2 separate regions of the Mus musculus genome follow, and region 2 is linked to region 1. The links are chromatin loops, found by intact Hi-C in ENCODE. Cell type or tissue: left cerebral cortex. All regions are shown on one strand. Each heading gives the region's core, and the rest is flanking DNA. Links, peaks and the distances in the headings are about the cores only. Region 1 has its middle 38 kb from the start of Pabpc6. Region 2 holds the start of Gm34684 (a long non-coding RNA gene).

The links. Peaks named below come from ENCODE experiments on the same cell type or tissue, not always from the same donor. Only the 100,000 strongest peaks of a DNase experiment are listed, where the experiment ranks them.
Region 2: it touches region 1 in a loop (2.6-fold over the local background); 2 of 42 quality-filtered maps call a loop at or near these places.

Annotation. Positions count from the first base shown.
Region 1 is chr17:9,629,090-9,634,469 of GRCm38, forward strand. No RefSeq gene overlaps it. Among named protein-coding and RNA genes, the nearest start is that of Pabpc6, 38 kb to the right of the region's middle. In left cerebral cortex, for the core only: no CTCF peak of the experiment used is centred there; DNase peaks (open chromatin) are centred at 2,171, 3,279 and 3,707; H3K27ac peaks cover 1,057 bases.
Region 2 is chr17:9,722,845-9,728,224 of GRCm38, forward strand. Gm34684 (a long non-coding RNA gene) reads right to left here and starts at 3,655. Exons shown (of 5, transcript XR_876393.3): 1 at 3,449-3,655. In left cerebral cortex, for the core only: no CTCF peak of the experiment used is centred there; DNase peaks (open chromatin) are centred at 831 and 3,271; H3K27ac peaks cover 1,620 bases.

The DNA of each region.
Region 1 (5,380 bases), core at 89-5,088:
GTCTACAAAGTGAGTTCCAGGACAGCCAGGGCTACACAGAGAAACCCTGTCTCGAAAAAAAAAAACAAAAAAACGAAAAAAAAAAAGCTTTTGGAAGTCAGATATGATTGTGGGAATGTGTGACCTTAGAAAACATGAGATGACCACTGAAAGACCTTGCTAGAATAGCATGCTGGGGACCTTCCACTAGAAGGTTGTGACAAATACTCCCTTCCCAAAATGACCCAGCAAAATAAGCTTTACAAGAAAGCCTGACTGCAAGGCAGGTACAGATGATGACCAAGAATGTTTCAGGTCCCTCTTCTGGTGACTAAGACCTCACTTCACCCGGGGCTATCAGTGCTGCTTAGGGAAGGTTAGGAGACACGTGTGACTCCAGAAGGGAAAGGCTAATTACCACTTCTAAAGGAGGGAATGAAAAGGTCACCTCAGGCCAACAATGGACTTAAACTAACTCATGTTGTTATCAAGGCCTACCCTTAAACAGTATAGAAAGTGGGTGCTTAGGAGATTGGGGGTCACCTCTGCCCCGATTGCAGGATGGCCCTGGGGCACCGAATCAATAAACCTCTTGCTTATTGCATTGATCTCCATCTCTGCGTTTCTGTGAGTGGGACATCCCGGACGTAAGGCTGTTCGGGTCTTACATATCACATAAGTATATAAATATTCTATTTTGACATCATCTCAATTTCTGGATCAGGATATAAAATGCAAAGAACATTTGAGAAATAAGATGGGCATAACTGTGCATCTGGTACTTTCAGATCACACTATGGAGAAAGGCTACCTTCAACAAGTGTGGAGCCAATGGTGATTGGCACATAAGGAATACAACACTCAGCGGAGACTGGCGCTCAGTGCAAGGGCTTCTTTAAGAGAGACAATGGCAAGTGCAAAGGTTACATGGTAAAACAATTATTTTGCCTTTAGAAGGAATAGCTGAGACTTGTGGCTCTTTAGGGAGTGCACACTGACTTCTTCCTTAAGCAGAGGTGGCTAATGGGCTAGGAAAAGAAAGAAGGCGATGCATTAGCCATAAGCTTCAGAGAAAAGCGCTTTCCGGTGAGGAACGTAAGAGCGATTACAAGACCATGTGGCCACTTTCCCTGGTTCTCACATGTCAGCTGGCCTTTAGGTCTGGTCTTCTCCCTAGTCATGGCAATCTCTCTTCCTCTCTCTCTGTTCTTAGCCCGCACAAATCTAAAGGTCCTGCCTCAGTTTACCTGCCCATCCCTTGGCTGTTAGCACTTTACTGATCAATTAAAACCCAATTGGGGACAAGGACCTTCAGCATTTGGACACACAGATTTCCAATTTTGAGGGTCGGATTAATTCAAAGCATTAGAAACAATCCCTAACAGCTGCAGTTTGGACTTTGGTGTTATAATTATTATGAAGTGTCTTCTGATTCAGTATTTTGTAAAACATGGTTCTCTATCATCTTTTGGTTGGTTAAGTAAAGAGTGGAACAGCCAATAGCTAACAGCTGAGCAGCAGAAGAAAAAGCAGGACTTCTGTGCAAGGAGGGGCAGAGGGGAGAGGAGAGGGGGAGGGGGAGGGGAAGAGAGAGGGTCTCAATTTTAATCATCCAAGGGTAACAACATCATAAGGTTCTTTTTCAATGAGGCCTGGAGAGAGGGTTCAGTGTTTGGGAGTACTGGCTGTCCTTGCCTAGTACCTGTGTTTTCTTCTCAGCACTAACACTGCTGCTTACAAATGCCTGTAAATCTAGTTCCAGGGGACCAAATTGCCTCTTCTAGCCATCAAAGGCACTGCACACACACAGTACACATACATGCAGATAAAACATTCAGACCAGATTCATAGAAGAAATATTTTTTGTGTGTTTGTTTGTTTGGTTGGTTGTTTGTTTTTGAGACAGGGTTTCTCTATATAGCCCTGGCTGTCCTGGAACACACTTTGTAGACCAGGCTGGCCTCAAACTCAGAAATCCACCTGCTTCTGCCTCCCAAGTGCTGGGATTAAAGGCATGTGCCAGTACCGGTTGTGAAATAAAAATTTTAAAGTTATTTTTTATAGAAATGGAAGGGATCATAAATTTTCTGAGTATCAGGGCTACCACCCATACAACTAATCACCCAGACTCCATGGTCTTTGTAAGAATTCAGTGTTGTAAGCTGGCCTTGTAAGCTGCTTGCATTCTAATGCTAATTTGGGCCTCAAAAGCTGGTTGCCCCAGAAACAAGAGAGTCTGCACATAGACACTAGCTAAGTGACCCTGTCCCCTGTTAATTGTGATTGGTAAATAAAGATTCCAATAGCCAATAACTGGGCAGAAGAGACTTAGTTGAGGTTTAGGTTTTGTGGGCTTGGGGAAGAGAACCAGGAAGAAGGAGGAAGAGGAGGAGGAGAAGGAGGAGGAGAGGAGGAAGAGAAAGGAGGAGGAGGAGGAGGAGGAGGAGGAGGAGGAAGAGGAGGAGGAGGAGGAAGAGGAAGAGGAAGAGGAGGAGGAGGAGAAGGAAGAGGAGGAGGAGGAAGAGGAGGAGGAGGAAGAGGAAGAGGAGGAGGAGGAGGAGGAGAAGGAAGAGGAGGAGGAGGAGGAAGAGGAAGAGGAAGAAGAAGAAGAAGAAGAAGAAGAAGAAGAAGAAGAAGAAGAAGAAGAAGAAGAAGAAGAAGAAGAAGAAGAAAAGAAGAAGAAGCAGCAGCAGCAAGAAGAAGCTACCAAGAGTTAGCTGAGGCATAAAAATGTAGCCCTGTGGGCTAACTTGTTGGAGTTAAGAGCAGCCCAGATGAAACCTAGTAAGTAGTAAGTAGTGATTCAGGGTTACTGATAGGAGAGTAGATTCAACAGAATGGAGGGTAGACAGCTGCCCAGTTACTGTGCTGGTTAAGGCTTACTGTAAATATAAATGCCGTGAGTGTGTTTTTAATCCTGGAATCCAATAACCAAGGAGGGGTGGAAACCCTGGGCCAGGATTTAAATAATTAATATTATAATTCAGTCCCCATACTTAATGTTTCACTTTCTAGTGCAGTCTACATGTACAGAGTCAGCAATATTCAGGATGAGTCTTCTTCTCCTATGTTCTCCCTGGAGCAACTCTACCTCCCATGTATTTTAATAGATGACATATAATGTCAGTTAGAGTCCAGTAAGGCCTACTACATTTGAGGCTTGAGTCTCTCTGAATCTTGCTGCTGTATTTCTGAATGGAGATCTGTGGGCCTGGCAGTTTGCCACTTCAAAAGCCTGCCGGTTCATTTGTCACTTCTAAGCAACAAATCAGTTCATCATTTGTTTGCCAAGGAAGGCAAAGCAAACAGGAGCAGTCATCGTCAGTACACAGACAGAATGCTAACCTGGTCTGTCTCGAACTTAGGAAGGTCATATGGGAGCTGGAACAATTTCTTCCTTGGCTGTTACGAAACACCTTACAAAGTCAACTTAAAGAAGGGAATGGTTCGTTGGGCCTGTGGTTCAGAGATTGGGGGACTGTAGCCCACAGTTGCAGGAGAAAGTGACAATAGGACTCGGGCAACTCCCCCCATTGCATCTGCATTCAGCAAGCAAGCAGCAGACAGGAAGGAAGGAAGGAAGGCTGGACTATGAATCCGCAAGTGTGCTCCCTTTGGCTTCCTCCTGAAGACTCCATTTCCCACAACAGAACCACTGATTGAGGGGACCAACTGTTTAAATCCACGAGCTACTGGGGATATTTTACATTCAAACCACAGCACACGCTCAGCAGCTCCTGGCTCGTGCAGCAGAGCATCGAAAGGAGTCCAAATGTTCCTGTGGAAAAGAATTGTCTTCCCTCCATTGTGCTGGTTTGTCAACTCGGGTCACTTTCGAGTTCCTTGTGCATTTCTAAAGATCTATCACCAAAGAAAGCAAACTGCAGCAGCAGCATTTTTAAGAAGGCGCCAGGGATGTCAGTTTAGACTTTCCCATTAGTTTATGATGGCAGTTCTGGCATTTCAAAGCAGGGTGCAGCTGTGTGGGAAAGATAGAGGAACGTGGTGCCCAATAATGGTCCCGCCCCAGAACGGGAACAAGTTACTGACAGCTCAGATGGCCTTCCGGGGTTTCTAAAGTCAGCGTCGTTGGGATGGTGTGGCGAATGGACTCATTGTCTCTAAAGGGTTTGGAATAAAAGCTGCAATGTAAGAAGAAAACAAAAAAACAGAATGAAAAGACAAAATACTGACAATTTACTGGGCATGATACCCTGGGGAAAGTACATTCAGTTCTACCAAAAAAGACACTTTGCCTATGTAGACCTTTCTCTTTCTTTACAAGCATTAAGCAAGATAATGTGTGTTTTTAAGGAGCTTCATGGTGCCTGGAACAAAACATGTTTTTAGAAGAGGCTTTGCTTTATAAAGAAAAGTATAATTCACCATCATTTGATGTGCTGAGTAGTTGGTGGGTTTGTTGTTGTTGTTGTTGTTTGGTTTTGTTTTTGTTTTGTTTTGTCAACTTGACACAGCCAGGAAGGATCACCTGGAAAAAAGGAAGCTCAGTTGAAAAAAATGAGTTCTTCAGATTGCCCTATAGACAAGTCTATAGGGCTTTCTTTTTTTAAATTAATGATTGGCATGGAGGGCCCATTCCACTAGGGACAGTACCACCCATGGGTAAGTGGTCCTGGGTTGTCTAAGAAATCCATCTTTAAGGGTGTCACCATGGAGTTTCCATCTCCACTTTAAGGCTTGCCTCCTGTTCACTTAATAAGTCTCAGACATCCTTGCATCCTTTCAAGCATGGCAGGACTAGCATGAGCCTGTACACCTACAGTTTGTCTTATCACAAAGATCATGAACCAAGCAGCAGGATGACTGTCTACAGAAATTCTTCCCATAACTCAAAAGTATGTGTGGTGTGCTTTCCTCACAAGCCATCTGTCTGGCAGCCTCAGCCCCTTTCAGTCACTTCTTCCTATCAATAGATGTTCAGACTCTTGCTTGTTGTGTAGGTGGCAAGCAGCAACCCCTCATTTTGTTGAAAGAGCCCTAAAGTGCCATTACCAGGGGTGGTATTTTAATAGTTATCAGATGCACTATTTATTTGGCATGTAACTGAGCTTTCCAACGAGGTACCTGTCCTGCCGTAGATACAGAAAGCATCCTTTGTGCTGACAATGGTTAAGCTTCCCCGGAGCTGCTGACCAAGATGCATGTTCTAACATGCGCATGTGTTGAAAGGATCAAATTTCCTGTCTCTGCTTATCTTGACCCAGGGAAAACCTTTTAGGTATATGCACAATGCCAGGTCTAATGTATCAAAGGCCTGGGTTCCTTGGCATCCTAGGTCTTCAGAGCTGTGTGAAATCTACTCTTAACAAACCTAGGAAAGTAGGAGATATGACACTGGGCAAGAGAGAATGGTTTCTCTTGGGGACACAATTGTGATAAA
Region 2 (5,380 bases), core at 239-5,238, 94 kb after region 1:
AATCTGCAGATGAAAGGAAGAATGCCCGCAGCCTTCATTTGCATTTGAACTGGTGATAAATGAGTTTTCTACCTCCATTTGAGTTCACTTCTCTGCAAGAGGCACATCAGAAACAATGCAATCTGAGCTTCAAGGCAAGTCAGGTTCCCAAGAGAACATGAACCCTATTTACACCCCGGTAACACAAGAACATATTTCCCTGACAGAATGTCAAGCAGTCAACGATGAAAGATGAAATTACAGGGTGGGGCTGAACAGGACACTTTATCGATGCTAGGAGGTGGAGAAACATACACACACACACATTAATATTTTTTGGCCCCCTTCCAAAATATTCAGCAATGAGAAATAGGTAAGATCAGAAAAAAAAATTTTTTTTGACACAAAGAGATTTGGGGTAACAGAAATAACCTCATCTTTTCCAACCCACCATTAAGGTCTGGGTCATCCATCTACATAAGAAATGGGAGTCTGGCTAATGAGAAATTCCCACACTGAAAGGGGGACTGAGTAAATCTCATTCAAGTTGTAATTTGAATTTAATGCCTCGTCTATAAAACAAACAAAGCATCATAAAATGTTAAATGGTACATAGTGAATCAGGAAAATGCAAAAATTTTTTTTTTAAAAGTGCCTAGCCTGCTTTATTCCAAAGAGAGTGTTCCCTGCTCAGAAGAGCTGAGCTCACCAGGGCACGGTCTCTCTTCCAGCTCAGCTTTCTCAGAACCTGCTGAGTCAGTTGGAAATATCTTTTTCTTTTCACTATTTTAATCATGTCACCAAGTACGCAGGCTTGAAAGTTGACATTGCCATGTTTCAGAGGGCTCTACCCACTCTTGGCAGACAGCCTGGGATTTCACAATAAACAACTTTATTATCCAGTGCCTCTATTTGCACAGAAAAGTCCTTTCCTTTTCGTGAGTTGGGCGATTCACACACCATTGTCTTAGTTATTCTCTGTGCAGAAAGCTGTACCTTGTGTTTAGTTGCCATGTTGTCTGGGGGTAAGAAAAAAAAATTGGGGTTTTAAAATTGTGTCTGTATGTTGGATCTCCAACTCTCCTATCTGGAACCATAAGGGGCCCTGGGGAAGACTACTTGTCGCAACACATACTGATGTGTTTTTAAAAAAAGATAAAGAGGTATAAGAATATGTTCTATAGGGGTGTGGTGCGGTATGGGGGAAGGGAGTGCCTCAGAGGGCCCATGCAGAGGCATCACTTCCCCATGAGGGACTAGTCACATGACAGTATAGTATAAAATAGAGTTTATTCAGGGCACAGGGAGGAGAGTTAAGAGGGTAGTAGAGGCAGAGAAAAGCAGAGAGGGAGAGAGTAGAGAAGTAGAGGCGGGGGGTGGGGGGGATAAAGGGAATGGGGAGCAAGGGGGAGCAAGAGAGCAAGAGGCAAGAGAGAGAGGCAAGAGAGAGAGGAAGGGGCAAGCAGCCTCTTTTATAGTGAGTCAGGCCTACATGGCTGTTGCCAGGTAACTGTGGGGTGGAGTTTAGACAGAATGCTAAATATACTGTACTGTGACCCAGCGGGTAAGCTTTGGATCCTAGGACTCAGACATCAGAGCTACCACTTTGTATACAGGCTTAAAAGGATACATTAGCATCTACTTTCAATTTACTCTGTGTGTGTGTGTGTGTGTGTGTGTGTGTGTGTGTGAGAGAGAGTATATTCATGTGTGTACACATCTACATGTCTGTTAGAGCATGTGGACACCAGAAGCTGACATCAGGTGTCTTCCTCAATTGCTCCCCATCTTGTATTTTGAAACCAGGACTCTCTCTCTCTCTCTCTCTCTCTCTCTCTCTGATTCAGTTAGACAAACTGGCCAGCAAGCCTCATGAATCCTCCTGTCTGCTTCCCCAGTGGTGGGATCACAAGTGTGAACTGTAGTTTCAATGTCCAAACCAATTAAATTAGGATTCTAAAGTCTCCCTTGATGGGTCCTATATAGAAGAAAAGAGAGGGTACATTAAAATCAGTGAATACTGTTCTCAGATGATAATCCTCCAATAAATGGTCAGAAATTATTAAACTTCTTTATTTTCAAATATGGCCTGTAAGCCAAGTATGTGTGTGTGTATGTGTGTGTGTTCATGTATGTACATGTTCATGTCTGTCTGTCTTTTTATAGGTCTGTGCCTATATGTATGCATATCTGTGTTTATGTATATATGTTTATGTGTATGTATGTGTGTGTGTGCCTGTATGTGCATCTGTCTGTGCCTGTATGTGTGTATCGATCTATGCCTACATGTGTATATGTGCCTGTGTTTGTGTCTACCTTCTGTCTGTCTATGTCTATGTATGCGTGTGTATGTGTATGTGCACAGGTGCACTTTAATAAGGCATTTTTGCACCTGAAAGATTATAATTACCTTTTATAATTATATTATAATAAAGAGTTACTGTAATTTGAAAAGCCAAAAGCACAAATAAGAATGCTTTTCCAACACTATAAAAGGATGTTTTCTTTAGGAATTTTCAACAAGGAAATGAGAACATACTGTGAGTTCTATGAGAACCTAGGAAGGTCCCCTGGAGCAGACCATGGCAGCTCCATCATGCCTTTACCCAGATCTGCCTTCTCTTGGACTGTTTACTTTCTCTGATTTATAAAGGTTTGGAGGCCATGGAGAAAGGCACCATCCTGAAAGAAAGCTGGGCATCTGGTGTCAGGTTATGTAGACAGCTGAGAAAGTTACCTAGAGAAATCTGTCTGGGTGACATACATGCAGCACACAGGAAATCTGAGTAAAGACGCCAGTGTCCTGCTTGCAAATGGACTGACAGAGCTGTTCAATAACTATAAATACAAACAGTTACAAAGACCGTCTTCAGCATTCTCAGAAGCCACTCATGGGGTCTGTGTGCTCTTTCTCATGCTCTTCCTTGGTGGCTAGGAGCCTTGGGACCTTTGGGGGCATCCTGAGAGGAACCCCTTCTCCTCCCCCTAACCCTTCAATGTTTCTGCTAAAAATCCCTCTATTTAAAGGTAAGATAATGAGCTTTTGTTCACTGGCTTGGATCAAAGACAATCTCTGAGCAGAAACAAAGGCAGCCTTAGGCTGGGAGCAGTCAGCTTCTTATTGCCTGCAAAGAAAGAAACTGTTTTGTGGCTTTCTTTTTTTCCTTTCTTCCTTTTTAATGTCTTTTCCAGCACTGGCAATTCTCATGCCCTGGAAACCCCGTCCATGGAACTCCAAAGTGTTTCTGAAAGACAAACATTCCTATTATGAGGAGAACAGAAGTTGGCTGCCATCTACAAACTGGTGAGCAATTTGGCACCAGCGGCCATCCTGTCCTGTAAGGGGAAGGAGTACAGACCCTTTGTCCCCCGGTCCTGGCGCCAACTTGAGTCCCTGACCTCCATTATGCCTCCCTTCTCTGCTTGGCCCTCCCAGCTATGCTGTCTGACTGCCGGGTAAACAGCTTACCTTCCTGCTCTCTAGACTGTGGGATGTATGCATGGCCGAGCTGCCTCCGGATCTTCTAAAGTACTGGGCGAAGAGAATGGGCCGATGCCTGAATGGGGCTGTTCTTAACTGATGTGTGGGCGGAGAGGGTGACCTTGGGAAGACAAGCAAATGTCTGCTCTAGGGAGCCAGCAGTGTGGAGACTGAGTACAGCCAGATTAACCTCATGCAACATCACCACATCGAAGCTACCAGTTCCCTGAAAATACACAAAGGGAAACTGAGGACCCAACGAAACTCTTGTCACTACTGACGTCTTCTGTATCATCACCACAGCCAGTTATGAACTTCCCTTCCTGGCCCACTAGAAACCCGAACACCTGGAGCCCTGATGGGTGACTTTTTAGAAATGCTCATAGATCAGGCTGGAACTCTGTAGGAGGAGTGGCTTAAAATGTGCTTTTCTGAGTGCATTCCCCTCTCCCGAGTCACTGAGAAGGGCTTTAAGAGGGTCCTTAACACTACTAGAAAAGGACAGGCACTATTTCATCCCAGACACTGCACAGAGAGTAACAGCCCACTACTGCCCAACAATGGATGTAAAGCCTCTTCAGAGACCCTCCTCCCCTTGCCCTTCCTTTATGATGGACCTGGGCTGTAGCTGTAGATACCCTGCCTTGTCCCATGCATGGCCGTCCTGGAAAGACCAGCTACCATTCTGTGCTCTGCCCAAGCCCTTACAGGCTGCCCCTCCCCTAACACCAGCTGCTCCTTCTACCAGAAGCTAGGCTTCCTCCTAACCTGGTTCTTATCCTGTTTGCCATATGCATGGGGAGAACACCGCACACACTGCTTCCTATACACGTATATAAGGTGAACTCGGTAGGATGCTCTACATCCTCCTTAGTGTTATAAACTTCATGAGAAAAAGTTCAACCCTGCCCCTCCCTCCTTGGTGCCCATTACATGAGTCACACGGAGTCAGTGACAAGTAAGACTTCTGCCAGTGCATGACACTGAGATAAATATTTAAAGGGAAGTTATAATTATAGGTAGAATTAAAAGAAAATAGTGTCAGGGTCTCTGAGTGAGGAGTCAGCCACATTTCTGGGCTTTTACTACACAAGCCCTGCCTGCTCTGGCTCAGATCTTCTGTTATCTAAACTAGAAGACTATTGATACAATTTAACCAAAGAATGTGTCCTCCTCAATGCCACTCACAAAGACATACTTATTCGATCTGCTGAACAGCAGCAGGAACCAACTGCCTGAGACCTCAGGAGGAAGCTTGCCCAGGTGAGGGTCAGCCAGGAGCCCCTCCCATGCTGACCCCTGTCATCTTCTCAGAGTGTCTGTGTGCCCTAGCACACCTGCGTGGTACCCAGATGGACGATGCAGCTGTTCATGCCATTTTAGCTTTCTCAGTTCTGACCTGATCCCTGGATTCAGAGAGTTAAAACTAGCAAAATCTCCCAAGCCACTAGTATCTGAACTTTCTGAGACTGTACAGAGCACTCACAAACTTCAGTGTCATTTCTTCTCAGAGCCAAAAACAAAAACAAAAACAAAAGACTTCGCTCTCTACAACCTCATATTTGTGCAAAGATCAGGAGAACCTCAGGAGTAATCCAACTTAGTAAAGAAAGACTCCGACACACAAAGTGATCCAAGTGATTGGGTGAAAGAGCAGCCTAGAAACATACAGGATGCAAAATGCTTACCTCTTCAGCACGGTTCTGGGTTGACGGGCTGCCCTCCTGGAAAACAAATGTGTTTGGATCCTGTACAAGGAGATCAGTTTGTGACAGATCTCAAATCTAATTGGAAAAGGCAAACAATAAAACTTACAGAGATTCTCATAGTCTTGAAGTAAAATAAATATGTAAAAGGTACATAAATATGTACTAATAAGAAAAGAAAAATAAGGGAGTTGAGTCATAGTACTATTTAAAA